Linked DNA regions of Mus musculus: region 2 is linked to region 1. Evidence: chromatin contacts called from ENCODE Hi-C or POLR2A ChIA-PET data. All regions are on one chromosome and are shown on one strand. The core of a region is the stretch at or near the end of the contact, and the rest is flanking DNA. Distances in the headings are between cores, read along the strand shown.

Region 1 (5,885 bases), core at 1,371-3,870:
GTACAGAGATTTTTTTCTACATTTTTATTTTTTGTCTCAGAGGGGATAATTGGGAGTGTATAGTGGAGCAGGGTGGGGCGGGGCTACAGGTTCTGTGTGCACCTGTCACCTCCACTAACGCTGTCTCAGTGTTTTCTCTCTCTCTCTCGAGCTCGTAGTCCAGCGCCTGACTCTGCGTCGGCCCATCCCACGCTGGGGCCAGCAGAAAGAAGACAGGCTGTCCAGGCCGCACCCGCTGCAGTGGGGCACCAGCCGGCCACACCCATTGCCTCGGCTGCCTCTTCATAGACTCTTGCTGCCCAGCCGTTGGGGCCTCAGTGTTTGGGGTGAGGGAAGCCACTTAAAGACTATGCCCCACCTTCAGCTCCTCACCCCAGAAACTCCAGCCAGCACCACCGACACAACCAGACCAGCGCCACACCGCACTGAGGACTCCAAGGCCTTCGCGGGACCATGCCGGCCGGGCTGCCTCGTCTTACTCAAGTTGTATTAAGTTGTCTCCGTGTCCCTTCCTCCCTCTGCCCCAATGTTTCTTCTGATTTTTTTTTTTTCTTTCCCTCCTGCCTCTTCCCTTCCCACTCCCTGGTTCAACACAGGTAAAATGGTTACCCTCCCTTCTTTCCTCCCCTCTGCCTTCATGGATCACCAACTCACGTCATGTTTCCTTCTCTTTTCTCTGTGTGTGTGTTTATTTAAGTTACTTTTCTTCCTTCTCCCCTTTTCTTTTTACCCCTCCCCCTTCTGCCATGTAACTGGAGGATGTGCTATGAGGTTGCAAACAGCTGGACTGTCAGGCTGCTTTTTCCCAGATGCCTCCCTGCCTCCCTCCCTCCCTCTCCCCTCCCTTCCTTCATTCTCCTTGAGCATTGAGTACAGTACATTTTGGAAGCTTGAAACCAAAATTAAAGAGAGAGAGCGAGAACCTGTTTCTGCTTGGCCTGTTTTATCCGAAATATGAAACCTCGGTCATTTCAGGGAAATTTCTACCAAGGGAAGATAGCTATGCCCTGCTCTACCCATGCGGCAAAGCCAGAGTTTACTTAGGGGCTGCCTTCCTAGCTCCTGGTTCAGGGTGTACTCAGGCTTAGGGAGGCAGACCTGGGTTCCATGTGGTACCTTAGCCAGGGTGAGGTGCGGTTGTAGTTCTGGCAGCAGCACCACTCTAAGCCCTTCGGCCTCTAGCCTCTGATTCAGTGTTTGGGCCATACCTGTCAGTGTGGGGGAGGGTGTGGCACAGAGCACATGATGGCCCAGAAGAACCAAGTCCCTGAACTGTAGCTGGGAGGGTGCCTGAAGCCCTGGTTTCAAGATGGCTCTCCGAAGAGCTCTAGCTGCTGCAGCCTCCTCCCCAGGGCCTGTCAGCCTTAGCAAGACCACTGTCAAGTGCAGGGCCTGTGCTGGTACCAGGAACTCAGCACAAGAAGGGGCAATCCGGACCAGATGCTCTTGGGCCTTGACCACCTCAGCCCTAAGCCCAGACTCTGTCACCATCAGTGCCACAAAATGTGTGGGCCGGGGCTGGCGAGGGGCCCTTCTGTCGTCAGGCCAAACACCTGGATCCCACACATTTCCCATCTCTTCAGCAGAAAGCCCTTTCGTTTCCATGCCCTGCGCCTGCCACTGTGGAAGCAATGTAGCTCTGGGCTCCTCTACTGAGCTGATCTTCACTCCTGAGAAGTTCATGCTTGGGTCTGGCATTTCTAACTCAGTGGTCCCATTCAGCCCGGTCTCTTTGGTTGGCCCATCCACTTCAGGTGTCTCCAGGCTGGAATCAAGCCCAGTTCTGGTCTCTTTGATTGCCCCACCCTCTTCGTGTGTCTCCAGGCCCGAATCAAGACCTGTTCCGGTCGGGTTTCCACCCGCCTCTGCAAGGGCATCCTGGGTATCCAGACCCTCTAAACCCACCCCTGTTTTCTCTGTGTCGGGAATTTCTGCCGTGACCTCTGTCCAATGCTCGTCCCCGCCGTCCAGCGCATCAAGGATAGTGGGTCCCCGACCAGCCACAGAGCCCGATCCAAAAATGAGGTCAGTACGGGAGGCACGGTCCCATACCAGGCGGCCGCGGAAGCGGAAGTAGCGTATGCGGTGCTGCGGCACTGCCAACACGCCAGGTCCGAGCGCTGCCAGCGGCTCGTCCCAGCAGAAGGCGCAGAATGGCTCTTCCTGCACTCCCAGGAAGCGGTCGGTGTAGCCCACCGAAAAGTCAGCAGGGTCCAGGCGCGGGTCCCAGCGGATGCGTCGGATGACGTCAGCAGCAGTACGCAGAGCCGGCTTCTTGGACCCAGCCTCCGGTTGCGTAACCACCGGGGACGGCGCCGGGGCCCCGGGATGTGGCTGACGGCAGCGCGCACCGAAGCGACAGCGGCCCTCTAGGAAGAAGCGGCAGACCGCGGGGGCCTCAGAGGAATCGGCCGAGGCCTCCATGGGCCTTCACGCACTAAGCGGTCTCTGTCTGCAGCGTTGATCTCCAACTGTGACGCCAGGAACCCCTCCCGCCTCAGGTGGAAGGAGGCCAAAGGACCAGGCAGGGCGTCAGAATGTAACACGGGCTCTGGAGCTCTAATTTCAAGTCCAGTTTATTTACGCGTACCGGGTTTGTAAGCCACTGGGAACCCCCTCTTGCCCCGCCTGAAATGATTTACATATGTCCAGCCCCTCAGGGAGTCTTAAAGAGCCTGGCCCCGCCCAACCAGCCAATTTATGTGTGCGTCAAGCTTCTCTCTGGACATCCAGGGAGTCACGTCTTATTCCATACAACTTCTCCCTTTGGGGACTTTAGCGAGACAGTTTAGCAAATACTTGACAAGTGCCCCACCGCTGTCAGGGCCCCAAGAAAGGCTTCTCCGCATCCGATTTACATATACTCCGCAGCCTGGGTGGGGGTAGGGCTTAGACAACCCCTCCGGCCGCCTCCAGATACTTTGCATCTGCTCAGCCTCTCGAGACCTCTAGGGAGCCTGGCAGGGCAGCAACTGATTTACCTGAACACCGCAGCTTCGTTGGGAGGAGAGGAGTGGGACTCAGCGGTCTTGGCCCCGCCCCCAACCGTCTTTAAAGTTTGTAGCCAGCTCCCATGCAATTGATTATCTTACATGCCACACCTCATAACGAATAAAGTGACTCCTGGTTCTGCCTCTGTCAAGTTATTTATAAATGTCTTTCCTGGGAGCCTCACCCCTTTACCTTGGCCTCACTCCACCTGATTGTTTTACACATGCTCCGCCCCTCATTGGTCTTATCCTGGACTCAACCATGGTGAAATGGTTTCTCCTGTGCCTCCTTGTAGAGGTCGGGTTTTACTCCTGTCACCAGCCTAACGTTTGAAATATACGACCCACCCTTTTGGAAACTATAAAAACCCTTACTCTACCTCTGGTTCGGTTAATTTAAATTGGTCTTATCCCTCTAGGGACCTAAGATAGCCCCGTCCCAAAACAAACCCAGAGACTAATTCTAATTGTTCCTCCCCTCTGAAAACCTTTGAGAATTTTGCTTCACCCCCCTCCCGATATAGGTTCGGGCAGTCCTGCACCTCTAGATGTTAAAATATCTGGACGTCTCAGGCTGAACTTTGTGCCCAGATTTGTAACGCAACAGCCTCCCGCAGGGCGACACACAGTTGGTGGGACCTGAAGCCCTTCCCACGGGAACCACACCCTCGTGGCTCCAAAGGCTCGCCAACCGCTTCCCTTTGCAGGGAAGCGCCGCCCAGTCAGAGTGCACCTGGAGGGAAGTGGATGGCCAGGCGACTGTGACTCTTTATGCCAGATAGCAGCTGTCACGGGTGTTGGACTTTATCCAGGTGGTAGTGAGGATCGGTCAAGGTTTGAGGGATGAATAGGACTGTGGTAGAGACTCCGCCTTTGGGGAGGGGCATTACATGAATACGTATTCAAACTCTTAAAGGAGCATCACTGACAACTTGACTTCTAGTTGGTGGCACCCCAACTAGAAGTGGCACCACCCTACTGCTTCTGTACCCTTTCCCGCGTAAAGTGAATAGACAGTCCATGGCACAAACCTCAGCCATTTATGTGTACAAAAGTGGAGTGCTGGGAGGGAGGGGTTGAGGGAATTATGACACTACAGACCGATGACGTCGTCCAGCTGGAGGTCAGCATTTGAGCAGCAGCGGGTCTTGGGGTGCTGCACTCTAGGGTGGGCATCCCCATCGGGCTTGGTGGCTGTTGTCTCGCTGCGCTCCGCGTCCATGACGCCTAACACCGCGTCCAGCATAGAGGGGCCCAGGTCCAGGTGGAAAGACAGCAGCGGGTCCGCAGGTGAAGGCACAGCCACAGGGGGCTGTGGGGCTGCAGGTGGAGCGACAGAATGTGGGGCCACAACCGGTGGGGCTCCAGGCTCGGGAGGCGGACCGCCCCCGTGGCGACTCAGGAATGAGGTGTCCCCGAAGGCGTCGCCACCGCGTCCCACGTGCAATGTGTGCCTGAAGTCTCCGAGGGGTGCTGAGATCGAGAGTGCTCCGCGATCCAGCCGCTTCTTGGGTTGTGCAGGGCCCAGCTGCTTCATTACCGGCATCTGTGGGGACATAGGCATATCAGAGCTGCCTCATCCGGGAGCCCCAACTCTGTATCCCTATCCTACATAGTCAGCCACAGAATGCTCTCATAAAACAGGGCTATGGAAGAACTATTATTCCCAGTTAACAAATGAGGAAGCAGACTGGGAGGTTCTCAAGGTCCCTCCTGCTGAACTCAGTGACATACTTAGTTTAACACGCCCATAACTGTACCTGATCTTTGCTACTTTGTGGTTGTTTTTTCACTCTTTATCACCCTCTCCCAATCCACTTCATCCCCTAACACTAATTTCTTTATTTTTTAATTAGATATTTTCTTTATTTGCAATTCAATTTTTATCCCCTTTCCTCATTTCCCCACCAAAAAATTCCCTATCCCATTCCCCCTCCTCCTGCTCACTAACCCACCCAACTCCTGCTTCCCTACACTGGGGCATGCATGCAGCCTTCACAAGGCCAAGGGCCTCTCCTCTCACTGATGACAGACAAGGCCATCCTCTGCTCATATACAGCTGAAGCCTTGAGTCCCTCCTTGTGTACTATTTGGTTGGTGGTTTAGTCCCTGGGAGCTCTGGGGGTACTGGTTAGTTCATATTTTTATTCTTCCTATGGGGCTGCAAATCCCTTCAGCTCCTTGGGTCCTTTCTCTAGCTCCTCCATTGGGGACCCTGTGCTCAGTCCACTGGATGGCTGTGAGCATCCTCTTCTGAATTTGTCAGGCAAATGTTTCTTCTCCTTCTCCTCCTCCTCCTCCTCCTCCTCCTCCTCCTCCTCCTCCTCCTCCTCCTCCTCCTCCTCCTCCTTCTTCTTTTGGTTTTTGGAGACAGGGTTTCTCTGTGTAGCCCTGGCTGTCCTGGAACTTGCTCTATAGGGCAGGCTGGCCTCGAACTCAAAAATCTGCCTGCCTCTGCCTCCCAAGTGCTGGGATTAAAGGCATGGGCCACCACTGCCCCACTCTTCTTTTTTTCTTTGACCATGGCTACTAGCACACTGCGACCGACCTTCCTAAGTGACCAACAATTGCAGACCACTTCTCTCAGGGCTCATGTTTATGTAACCTCTGAAAAGTTTCCAGAATCCCAAATTTACAAAGTCGCAGCTGGCAAAAGCACACTTCTGCTAGAGCTCAAGGTAAATCATAGTCAGCTGCTGAAGAAAATCTGAAGCATCCTCACATCTCTATGCCTGGGATTAAGATGGAAGGACATTCTTATAATATTTCTGGTTTTTTTTTTTAACAAAAATTCCAGAATTCTCACTACACATGACCATTATACTGTGTGGGTCATCCCAACAAAAAATATTTGAGCATTTCTAGGGGGTAGGTACCAAAAAAAATTACTTTTGG
Region 2 (5,885 bases), core at 1,325-3,824, 480 kb before region 1:
ACCTGCAGAAAAGCAAAGTGGAGGAGTGATTTTTCAGTGGGAGATAGCACCTTCAAAGTTCGACGAGAGAGAGGAGAGCCACAGTACAAGTCAGTTTGAAAAGCACAAATGCTGTCTGGAGATGAGTGCCTATGATCCCAACACTTGGCTCAGGAGGCCAAGGCAGGGGGATTGAGAATTGGAAAGCACCCCTGGTCTGTGTAGTTGTGACCTCATCTCAAAAATAAAATAGCTTAAGACTTTTTTTAGTCCCATGGGAAAAGGTTAGCCAGTTTAAGTGCTGTACAGCAGTAACCAACTTACAGGTAATATCTCTCAGTCATATTCTAAAAATTTTAGAGTGCTTATCACCATATCCTAACAGTCACAGCCAGTCCCCACCCCCATGATTCCACCAAAAAATGAGGCCAACTTACCTTTTCCCGTCGCTTCTCTTCCTCATGCTCTTTATTGCCTCTGGGAACTCCTTTCCTTTCTTCCAGCAGCTCCCTAAACAGGTCCACAGGGCCAGAACTTGGAGCTCCTGGGTCTGCTGCTTCCAGCTCAGGCACTGAGTTTCGTTGCCTGGCTTTCTTCCGTAGGAATTCCGTACGGGCCTATGAAGGGTTATAGGGAAGACATTCAGAACCCAGAAGTGCTGAGGATACAAGAATGGTCCATGGGCAGGGAGGGCAGTGGTAGCACACACCTTTGAACCTAGCATTCAGGAGACAGAGGCACATGGATCTCTGAATTCAAGGCCAGCATGGTCTACAGAGTGAGTTAGTTCCAGGACTACACAGAAAAATCCTGTCTTGAAAAGAGGGGGTGGGGGTGGGGCAAATATTGAGAGCAAGAAGAGATACCATTTCTAACTTGGAGTGGAGAATCGATGTTTTTAGACAGTAAACTGGGCTATCAGAGATAGTTCAGAGAAGATCCCTGACCTAAAACAGAAGGCTTCCCAGTCTCAAGTGATGCAAGGAAAACCCACTCAGGTATAGGTATAGGTGGCTTGTTCAGCCATAGAGCCCCTGCCTTGTGTGTAGTTCCAAATTCAGTCCCCAACACAAGTATGTATATACTCCCAAACTTGTAAGGTAATCAAATATTGCTTTCTGGACAAAGGATCTAAATCCAAGGTATGGCTCCAGGTCACCACTCCAAGTACAACCTGACCCCAGATAGGGATGGTCTCTGATTCACAATTCTCCCCTTTCTGCAGCCTTAGTATCTGGGATTAATTACAAGCGTCACCTTTTTGTTTGTTTGTTTTGTTTTGTTTTGTTTTTTAAGACAGGGTTTTTCTGTGTAGCCCTGGCTGTCCTGGAACTCACTTTGTAGACCAGGCTGGCCTCAGAAATCCACCTGCCTCTGCCTCCCAGGTGCTGGGATCAAAGGCGTGCGCCACCGCCACTACCCGGCTTTTTTTTTTTTTTTTAAGCCCACACTAATTCATGATCAGATTGGCCAAGGGACTTAAGTGTAAACCAAACTAATCGAGTAACTTAGAGTCTGTGATGTGTGTGTGGTCTTCAATACTAGCGTTCAAGTGGAACAGGCAAGCTGAGTTCAAGACCAGCCTGGTCTACGTAGCCAGTTCCATAACAGCCACGGCTACACAGACCCTGTTCCAAATAAAACCTCCAGATGCTCTTTTCTTGGCAAGCAATGAGGGAGGGAGAAAAGACATGCCCAACGAAGTGGACCCCGGCTTGTCCGCCCTTTGCCCTCCTTGCTGAAGCCGTTGTACTCAGAGCAAGGTGACCGCACCCCTCCAAGTTGTTCTAAGAGGGAATTTCTCAAAGCAAGCGCTCAGAAGGAAGGGAGCATACACAGAGTGGGTGATCAGTAATTAACTTGTGCGGGCAACCTATAAAGTAATCAGAATATTTGTCCAACTCTTCCAGTATGCTAGTCTCTGGTCCCTCAACACCAGTGGGGAAATCTAGGAAGGTTTCTTGGAAGTTAGCACAGGATTTTCAGAGAAACATCGTCGAACACACAGACCCGCTCCCGGCACCGAGTGATAGCTAGGCCCGCCGCGCTTCTGGGCGGTCCCCAGGCTTACCTCTTGCTGGGCGAGCAGCACCCTCCGCTCCCGCTCCTTCTCCTCCTCCCGGGCCTGGGCCTCGTCGCGCCGCACGCGGGCAACATTGTCCTTGTTCCGGACGTGCCAGCTCTTCTTCGGCAAGATATTCATGGCTCCAGTGCCGACCTCGGACTGTCAGGCCCACTCTTCAGCACTTCCGATTGGCTCGAGGATGCTCCCGCCCCATGGTTCCACCCTTGCTCGTGCATTGGTTCTGGGCCAATTGTCACGTCCCATCCTAGCCTTGTTTAGAGATTATTGGCTGAGAGCCTTCCATCTCAGCCAATCCTAAGCATTTGTAACCTGAGTTGCTCCACCCCCGGACGCTGCTTGATGAGGCTGTTGCCTGTCTATTCCTTTAAGCAGACATAACCTAGCTCTTCAGGCCGATTTGGACCTGGCCCCTCCCCAAACCCCGTCCGAGGCTTCAGAACGGGGTTTCAAAACGCAAAGCGGCCTTGACTGTTGTTTATTAATACGGTTCAATTGAGAGTGTAGCATTCGGGTGGCAGAGGGCGGGGAATTTGGTTCCAGAGATGAAAGAGTCCCATCACTTGATATGAAGTCACTGAAGCTGAGGGGCTGAAGGTTCAGCCAGACTTATCAGGAAGTTCCATTCCTTGAGCTCAGAGCCACAGCTCGCTGGGCCAGGAAGACTTTATTCTGCACTTCCTGCGGGCAAAAAGGAGCGAAAGTGAAGCACACCTTTTCATTCTTCTTTCATAGTCTCATAGAGCCCTTTCCGGGGAAATCAGCCTGGCTCACCGTCTCTATCTGGCGTTTGAGCTCAGAGATGAGGCGTCCGTAACAGTTAGCCAGGGCTACGGTATACATCATCAGGATGCTATGGAAGACAGGAATGAAAATCACTCTAGAAAAACAATCATCTTCATCATATGGCTCCTTAGAAACCAGGCTGGAGAGATGGCTCGTAACCGGAGCACTGGCTGCACTTCCAAAGGACCGGGGTTCAATTCCCAGCCCCACATGGCAGCTTACAATTGTAACTCAAGTTCGTTACTTCACACAGACAGTCACACTGTCCAAATACCAACACACATAAAAATTAAATGAATAAGTAAATTAAAGAAACCAATATCAGGATCCTCAAATCCCTTAAAACCCTTTTTGAGACTCTGAACACAAGTCTTTATCCTCTCTCTTTAGACCCAAAAGTTCAGACCCTTTAACCAGAGGTTAAACTAGAGGTTCAGGCTCCATACCTCCTCCCCCTTCATCAAATCGATAAATCCACACCCTAGCCCTCCTTTCCTCAGACCAGGAATCCAAACCCAGATGTCTTTTCTTAGACCCTAAGCATTCACACTCCGACTCTCCTGCTCTTGATTTATAGGCATCCCGGCCAGCCCCACGTCTCTGTTGTATATAGGCACCCAGCCCACCTCTCTAGCACTCAGGTGCCCAGAAACTCCTTTCTCTTTCAAACACTAAATTACACACATTCAAAGTCTGACTGCTCACCTAGAGAGGATCAGAAGAGGTACAGTAAAAGCTTGGGTTCCCAGAAAGTAGAGAAAATTCTGGGCAGTCTGAGGGAGGCTCTCAATGGCCTCAGGGATCTGGGCCCAAATGGACAGCTTCCCGCGGAACGGGCCACACAGTTTCGAAGGTGGGATCCTGTAGGGGGAGACACACTGGATTCAGTCAAGTCGAGCTAGAGTGAGAACAAACAGAAGTCTCTCGTACTTACAGGAAGATACTGTAAAGCACGGGAACTGCAGAGATCGCCAGACCCACAAGGAGAACCAGGGGGAAAAAGAAGTTTGCCGTGGATGCTCGGAAGGTGCGGGAAGCCGGTGAGTAGATGGAGAAGAGGGTTATCTGGTAGGGAGAGGCGAGGAAATGGAGGTGTAAGACTCAAGAGTCAATCCTTTGCTTTTCCCTGTTTCTTATCTTGGAGCTTTGGCCTCCTTTGGGGGCTGGGACCAGATCTCTGAGCCAATAGGACTCTGACTTCCAGCTCCCTCCTCCCATCCTCAGGGCATAGTAATCAGGGCCCTGATAACCGTCCTCCTTTCTCTAGCCCAGGACTACAGCCTCCAACACCTGTCAGCTCAGACCCTAGGCTACTCCTCAGACTCACCTTCTTCAGGCAGAACAGTATGAGGAACTTAGCAGTGTTGATCAAAGGCAGTAAAGGGCAGAAGAAGCTTCCCACCCAGACCACGGTCTGCGCATAGATGAGCCCCAGCACCTCATCTGGCACCTGGAACTCCAGGGTTCCCGACAGACGACCCAGTGCCCCAGGACAGAGGCCACAGAGTATCCTGAAGGGCAGAGTGGGACAGTCATAGGCTGCCTTTTGGCTTTCCTAACTCTACCACCCAGCCCATTCCTTGATTTTATGTTTATTTTTTAAATATTTATTTTAAAAAAGATTTATTCATTTATTTTATGTATATGAGTACACTGTAGCTGTACAGATGGTTGTGAGTCTTCATGTGGTTGTTGGGAATTGAACTTAGGACATCTGCTTGCTCTGGTCAACCCCACTTGCTCATGCCCAACGATTTATTTATAAATAAATACACTGTTGCTGTCTTCAGACACACCAGAAGAGGGTGTCAGATCTCATTATGGGTGGTTGTTAGCCACCATGTGGTTGCTAGGATTTGAACTCAGGACCTTTGGAAGAGCAGTCAGTGTTCTTACCCGCTGAGCCATCTCACCAGCCCCAGCCCATTATTTTGAAAATGCTTTTGAGGAGCTGAGCTTTTGTGAGGTATGTCCAAGGACAAGCCTGATCTTAGTTAGCTGGCCTGAAACAATAAGATAGTAGGAGTTGACTGGGTAGTAGCTGTGTAAGCCTTTAATCCCAGCACTCGGGAGGAAGAGGCAGGTGGATTTCTGAGTTCGAGGCCAGCCTGGTCTACAGAGTGAGTTCCAGGACAGCCAGGGCTGTACAGAGAAACCCTGTCTCGAAAAGAAAAAAAAAAAAAAAAAGAAAAAACAAACAAAAAGTGGGTGGGGAGCTAGATGTGATGTGATGGCTTATACTGGTAATCAGAGCCACAGGGAGGCTAGATCACCACCAGTTCCAGACCAGCCTAAACTACAGTCAGCCAGTGTCTAGGAAAATAAAGGGGGATGGGAAAGATGGTCAGTGGTTAAGGGCCTTACACAGCCATGGTGGCACACACCTTTATTCCAGCACTTGGAAGACAGAGGCAGTTGGATCTCTGTGCGTTCAAGGCCAGAGTGAGTTCCAGGACAGCCAGGGTTGTGTAGAGACCCTATCTACACACACACACACACACACACACACACACACACAGAGGGAGGAGGGAGGGACAGTTTTCCCAGAGAATCAGAATTCAACTCCCAGAACCCACATCAGGTGGCTCACAGCTAACTATAATTTCAGCTCTAAGGGATGGCACCCTTTTCGTATTTCAATGGGCACCTGCACTCACATGCACATACCTATCCACTAACACGCAAACTTAAACAAATCACACACACACACACACACACACACACACACACACACAGAGAGAGAGAGAGAGAGAGAGAGAGAGAGAGAGAGAGATGGCTCAGCAGTAAAGAGCATTCACAAGAACCAGAGTTAAAAATCCCAGAATTCAGACATTAAAGTCCCAGAATTCAGACATCCTCGAATACTTGTAACCTCAATACTGAGAGTACCAGAGATAAGATTGCTGGGGCTTTTTGGCTGTGAGTACCAGGTTCTGAGAGAGACACCCTGTCTCAAAGGAATAGGCAGAGAGTGATAGAGGAAGACATACAAAGCCTTCTTTTGACAACCCCCCCCCACACACACACACAAGCACAC

What was found. A loop is a pair of places that touch in the nucleus more often than their neighbours do. ChIA-PET counts read pairs that join two places held with the same protein, here RNA polymerase II (POLR2A).
Region 2: a loop to region 1 is called in a map of heart, with 3 times the contacts of the local background. The contact joins the promoter of Leng1 here to the promoter of Leng9 in region 1. A Hi-C loop is called at or near these places in 1 of 37 maps with a recorded cell type or tissue (heart). POLR2A ChIA-PET finds 5 or more read pairs at or near these places in 2 of 5 experiments (both embryonic stem cell).

Annotation. Positions count from the first base shown.
Region 1 is chr7:4,147,252-4,153,136 of GRCm38, forward strand. Leng9 (leukocyte receptor cluster (LRC) member 9) reads right to left here and starts at 2,621. Exons shown (of 1, transcript NM_175529.3): 1 at 932-2,621. The coding sequence starts at 2,424. The coding sequence ends at 967. Leng8 (leukocyte receptor cluster (LRC) member 8) reads left to right here. Exons shown (of 16, transcript NM_001374609.1): 16 at 1-922. It overlaps Cdc42ep5 (CDC42 effector protein (Rho GTPase binding) 5), which reads right to left. Exons shown (of 3, transcript NM_021454.4): 3 at 4,009-4,536. The coding sequence starts at 4,536. The coding sequence ends at 4,084.
Region 2 is chr7:3,663,266-3,669,150 of GRCm38, forward strand. Leng1 (leukocyte receptor cluster (LRC) member 1) reads right to left here and starts at 2,575. Exons shown (of 4, transcript NM_027203.3): 1 at 2,051-2,575; 2 at 417-596. The coding sequence starts at 2,182. It overlaps Tmc4 (transmembrane channel-like gene family 4), which reads right to left. Exons shown (of 15, transcript NM_181820.2): 11 at 4,176-4,359; 12 at 3,783-3,913; 13 at 3,554-3,709; 14 at 2,837-2,915; 15 at 2,489-2,743. The coding sequence ends at 2,675.